2 separate regions of the Mus musculus genome follow, and region 2 is linked to region 1. Evidence: chromatin contacts called from ENCODE Hi-C or POLR2A ChIA-PET data. All regions are on one chromosome and are shown on one strand. The core of a region is the stretch at or near the end of the contact, and the rest is flanking DNA. Distances in the headings are between cores, read along the strand shown. Region 1 overlaps Casq2 (calsequestrin 2). Region 2 overlaps Vangl1 (VANGL planar cell polarity 1).

Region 1 (2,698 bases), core at 111-2,610:
TATTAGGATGATGAGTGGGGGTCATCTAGCTCTATGAACATCCCATTAATTGCCAAGCCTCATATATTCACCAGTGGTAAGAGAGGCTGAAGGATAAAAGGCTTTTCATTTTTCTGATGGAGACCGTTTAGGTCTCTGAATGGGTCTGCTGGCTGCCCAGAGTGAGCTGGGAACTGAATGCACCCTCTCTGTCCCCGCTAGTGAGCTGTCCCATTCTGAGTTAAAATCGCTTTATCCACTGGTCAATTAACTCTCCCCATTCATCAGCACTCCCACAGTTGACCAGGGCAGCGACCATTAAGAGTTCACGATGCCCTGAGGCACCAAGGAAAAAAAAAGAAAAGAAAAGAATCCCCAAGTGCCTTTTGAATTGTCTGAAAGTAACAGTGTGCTTGGTAGTGTTAGTTGCTAAGTGTCCTAACTTATTTTTGAAATCTGTTAACATGGAGAAGACTCTGTGTGGTGTTGTTTTTGAAACTGGGGCAGTCCTTTTATGGAATAGTAATAAACTAATGGACATTAGACTCATGTTTTGAAAAGATCGAGGCTATCTTGATGATCCTACCCCGGTCTTTGGGGGTTTGTTCAGTTTTGCCTGGCTGGATCCAGTTCTACCTCTCTGCACCTCTGGCTGCCCTTCTAGGTTTAGTATTTCACTGTGTCTCTCCCCACTATCCATGTCTCCAGGCATGAGCATCCACACCCATCAACCACTACCCGAGTGTTAACGACCTCCACTGTGGGTCTCTACCCTTCATCTTTGACCTTGGTGTTTGATCCACTTGGATTCAAGCTGCAAACTTCAAATTCAACACAACAAAGCCTTTATCCATTCTCCTTCCCCTCGACGCTTGTCCTTTCCATGAAGCCCCAGCCTGGATGATTGCTATTACTGTCTATGCCATTGTCTAGGTGCCTGGAAGTGCCTTGCTCACTTCTGCTCCCACGGCACTGGGTGCACACTCGTGGTCACAGCACTCATCATTGAATTGATAAAACTCACTGCATGGCCATCCTTTCACTAAATACAGGCTTTAAGGGACAAGGCGTTTACTTATCTTTGTATTCCAAGCACTTCGCTCATCACAAAGCAGAGCTTAGTTATTGAATCAATCGGTGAACAACGGGTCAGCCAAAGCAGCTGCCATTGCCTCGCTGTGCTGGGCAGTGGAGTTTACAGGGCACATAAGGTGCCTCACGCTGTGTTAGGTAACAAAATAATTGAGAGAAACAACTGAAAAGAGGGGATTTTACTTCAGCTTACAATATCATTGGTTTTAGCTTAAGGTCTGATGCCTCCACAGCCTGCAGCTGGAGCTATGGCAGAAGGGAACCATGGGAGCAGCTGCTGGCCTCACTGCAGTCAGGAATCACAGAGAACAAGGGAGGGATCGGGATTCCAAACTATCCCTTAGTGTCCCTCCCTCCAGTGACCTACTTTCTAGTCTCCTGAGAGTCCACACAGTTGTGAACTCAGAACAAGCCAAGATGAGGTTAGTCACGTCACGATCTGGTCACCTCTAAAGCCCCACCTCTAAATATAGCTGCATCGGGGATCAAGTTTTCAATACATAATAAGTCTTGGAAGATACTCACATTCATATCACAGCAGAATGCTTCAGTCTGGGTGGGTTATTCAGTAAAAATCTGCCTTTCACAGTTTAGTCTAATGCCAATGTGCCAATTGTGTTGGTTCCTGCTCAGGGCTTTTTTGGTGGCTTTTCATTCTGTTTGCATATGGCAGACAGACAGACAGACAGATAACTGATAGAGATAGATGATGATGAAGATAGATATATAGTAGTAAATAGGTAATTCTCTTCTGAAAGGATGCCTGTCCTGTCAAATTAAAGTCTTGCTACTATGACTTCATTTCACTGTAATTATCATCTGAAAGGGCCTTGTGTTCAAATGCATGATTTTGGGGATGCATAATTCAGTCTATAAAGCAGGGCCTCAATATAATTTTCTCCCCTCACAAAACTAAGCAGGCTGTGCTGTGTTCCACCCACCCAAGCCCAGCCAAAGCTCAAGCAAACTCTTAGGGAAGTGATTGTCCTTCGAGGTCTCAATGCCAAAACTTTCAAGTAGCCAAGGAGTTGAGGGATGTGGTCCATTGCAAAAGTGGTCTGTTTCTCAGCCCAGGAAGATCTGCTATTCTCAGAGGCCTAGAAATATGTGTGAAGCTGAAACTATGCTCTGATGTTCCTGCATTAGGATCTCTGGGAGTCCATCTGGTTCTGCCTGGACGGTGCTGTGTAGTCAGTACTGAGCCCTCTAAGCTGATATGGGTTGAGCACTTTCTTGCATGCCTGGAGTACAATGCTAAATGCCTTCCATGTTATCACAGCTAATTCTTACAGCAGATTAGAAGATTCGTCTGGTTACTGTCCTTAATAAAGAGAGGCAGAGAGAGCTCAAGCAACTTCTCAGCATTACACAAACACTCTGAAGGGTCACAGATAACCCTTCATTTTATACTTAAAAGGATTTGCATTAAGAACCCAAACACTGCATTCTTTTTCCCTCAGAGCATGTCTGAGGACAGACTCAAGTGAATTTCCAATAACTCTTTTTATTGCTTGAACCCATTTATCTTCCCATTCTGAGTTCATAATCAACTCAAACAGAACTAAAAGTGTGGGCTAATTAAAAAACACAAGATCTGCTATCCTGTTAAAAAGAGGAGTAAGATCAT
Region 2 (2,698 bases), core at 87-2,586, 42 kb after region 1:
TGATGAGTCTCATCCCTTAGAGTCTCAGAAGCTGGGGACAACAAAAGTTTAATTACCAAGTTGACAGAGCTGCTGAAACACACAACCTCCCAAGGCTTCCTCATCACACCATCCTGCTGTAAGCAGCAACAGCTTCCCAGGGGACTCAGGGGACAAAGAAAGAAATGCTTTTCACAGTGGGTTACTAGCACCCCCGAATACACTTCTAGGAGGAAACTGACCTGTGAAGCTTTTAAGAATGATCCAGTCCTAAGACTGACCACATCCATCCCCCATCCATCCATCCATCCATCCATCCATCTATCCATCCATCTGCCTTCCTAGAACCAAAGCAAGCAGCGCGACGACATTAGAGGAATTTGCTCACCACTGAACAAACCCCACATTCAGTGCAGAAGCACAGCTATGAGTCTCAGTGGCATCTGTATCCTTGGAGGGACTGTAGTTCAGTCTTCCTAACTGATTACAAATGCCTCTCTGTGGGTTCCTACAGGTGTGCATGGATACATGCTTATCTCTGTTCCTGTATCTTTATAGCTGTGTATTCCTTCATTGCTTTGTTTATATGAGGCAAGGCTGGGCATGTAACATTTCAGGAGATGGAGGTTGGGGGGCAGTGCAAACATACTTCTGAGTCTAGCTCACACATTTATTTAAATCAACGAGGCTGCCAAACAGTTGGGACTCGAAGGCAATCCCACACAACTTTCTTTTATTTTTTAAGTAATAAAGTGTTGATATTTTAAAACTGATTGACTCCGCTTGAAGTCCTAATGCTAATATTACTAAAACATGCAAGGCCTGGCAACCCCAAATTCCTACAGTCCTGAGTGGCTGCAGGCTGGACCACAGTCCTGAGTGGCTGCAGGCTGGACCACAGAAGCTGCTGGATCTTGACAGAGGAAATCCAGTCTCCAGATCTGTCCAGTCCCAACCTGTGTACCCCAAAGACCACCGCTACTAACTCCAAAGTTTGCTGGACTCCTTTCTGCCCCATCTTTGACTCAGTATTATCACAGTCACCAGATTTCCATGCTTGCCATCTGAATGCCAAGCCCTTGATTTCTCTCTTATACCGAGTCCTGGGCTGGCTCTTGGAGTCATTGTTAAGCACTCCCTGATGGTGCATTTTTTGTTTTGTTTTTGTTGGTTTTTTTTGGTTCAGTGGTTTTTTTGTTTTGTTTTTGTTTTGGGTTTTTTTGTTTTGTTTTTGTTGTGGTTTTTTTTGTTTTATTTTGTTTGTTTTGTTTTGTTTTGGTTGTTTGTTGTTGAGGGAGTTTCCGGCCCTCTCCAGTCCTGCTCCATTTTGGAATTAGTCTCCAGGGACTCTTGCCTGTAACTTTTCCCTTTTCTGACCTGTCATCAGTCAAGCTGGCTTCTTTCCAACACCATTCAAAGGAGGCTAACCAATCACAGGGCAGAAAGGATCGCCCCACTCCCTAGCTCTTCAAGGGTAGGACGTGTTGTGCTTAGACCAACAAGAAAGCCAGGGAAATAGATAAACTCATTAAAATGCTAGAAAAACGAAGATTAAAAACCCAAGAGAACTTAGTGCAACAAGACAGGAACACGCAGGCGGGAGCCCAGGCTGAGTGGCAGTTGGCTGACAGCAGCGCCTTTGAGCCTTACCTGAACTTCCTCTGCGCCTGTGCGGGCAGAGTCATTTGCCAGCAGGGGCTCTCCAGCAGGAGCCTGGATGGTGACAGACTTTTCTGACCCTCTGCCATCTTTATTCCTTGGTGATTTGTGTCTTTCTCTTGTTCTTTCCCTGGGGGGAAATAATCCAATAATCAGACACCAAAACTCATGCCAGGTTAGTTACTCTCTAGCTCACCCCTCACACCGCATCCATGCCTACCCATCCCCACAGCCTGCCAGGAGTAAGAGTGTCTTAAATTTCCCAACTATTTTCAAAACAAAGACTGCCACTCCTCCACCAACAACGGTCACATTTTTCAGAGCCTTGTTTTAGAAAGCCTTGCTTTAAAGCCTTGCTTTAGAAATTATTACACATTTCACTGTAATAATTACTCAGTTGATTTGGTTATCATTTGCCTAAACTAATTCGTGTTTTACTGGACAAACACTATACTGTATCATATCTAAACTTCAATCTGAAAAAAAGAAAGAAGGGAAAGAAAAAAAAATCTGGGACATGATATCGCTCTACAGTTTGGGACGAGAAGAGAAGAAAGGAAAACCAAAGCCGGGACAGAGAATCCTGTACTTGTCTTTCTTACAAATTCAACATGAAAAGCCACTCTGTGGGTTTTGACTGTGTTCAAAGACACCCATAGAAACAAAGAAGGTGAAACAAAACATTCCCGGGGGTGTGCTTGTCCCAGGCCACCTAAGAGAAGCAGGCTCTCTGTACTCTCTCTGTACCAGAGGAACTTCGTGGGTGGTCTTCCTCCAGAGACAGTGGGAGGACACCCTGCTGCTGAGTCTTAAAACTACAAAAGGCACCAGCCACAGTGGCCGAGCCCTAGAGGTCACAAGCTGGTCAATAAGCAGTAAAGGAGAGGGGCACCAAGGCAGCCCTGCAGTGGCCAAAGCCAGTGTGTCTCCTTGGCGACCTGACATCAGCTTTCCCCATTCCTACTTGTCCTCATGCCCAAGGTTTCCCATTTTGTGTGCAAAGTCAGACAGTCAGCTCTCCTATGTGTGACTTTGCACAGGTTGATGACCTCAGTTTTCC

Evidence for each region. A loop is a pair of places that touch in the nucleus more often than their neighbours do. ChIA-PET counts read pairs that join two places held with the same protein, here RNA polymerase II (POLR2A).
Region 2: a loop to region 1 is called in a map of left cerebral cortex, with 1.9 times the contacts of the local background. The contact joins two enhancer-like sites. A Hi-C loop is called at or near these places in 2 of 37 maps with a recorded cell type or tissue (heart and left cerebral cortex). POLR2A ChIA-PET finds 5 or more read pairs at or near these places in 4 of 5 experiments (Patski and embryonic stem cell).

What each region holds. Positions count from the first base shown.
Region 1 is chr3:102,145,976-102,148,673 of GRCm38, forward strand. It overlaps Casq2 (calsequestrin 2), which reads left to right. Exons shown (of 11, transcript NM_009814.4): 11 at 1-539. Among named protein-coding and RNA genes, the nearest start is that of Gm16160, 57 kb to the right of the region's middle. Within about 2 kb of position 1,361, at least 1 of the 3 ENCODE cell types and tissues checked has a DNase peak (open chromatin) inside an H3K27ac peak, as active enhancers do; it is heart, where a contact is called at or near this core.
Region 2 is chr3:102,187,780-102,190,477 of GRCm38, forward strand. Vangl1 (VANGL planar cell polarity 1) reads right to left here. Exons shown (of 8, transcript NM_177545.5): 3 at 1,630-1,768. Among named protein-coding and RNA genes, the nearest start is that of Gm16160, 15 kb to the right of the region's middle. Within about 2 kb of position 1,337, at least 1 of the 3 ENCODE cell types and tissues checked has a DNase peak (open chromatin) inside an H3K27ac peak, as active enhancers do; it is heart, where a contact is called at or near this core.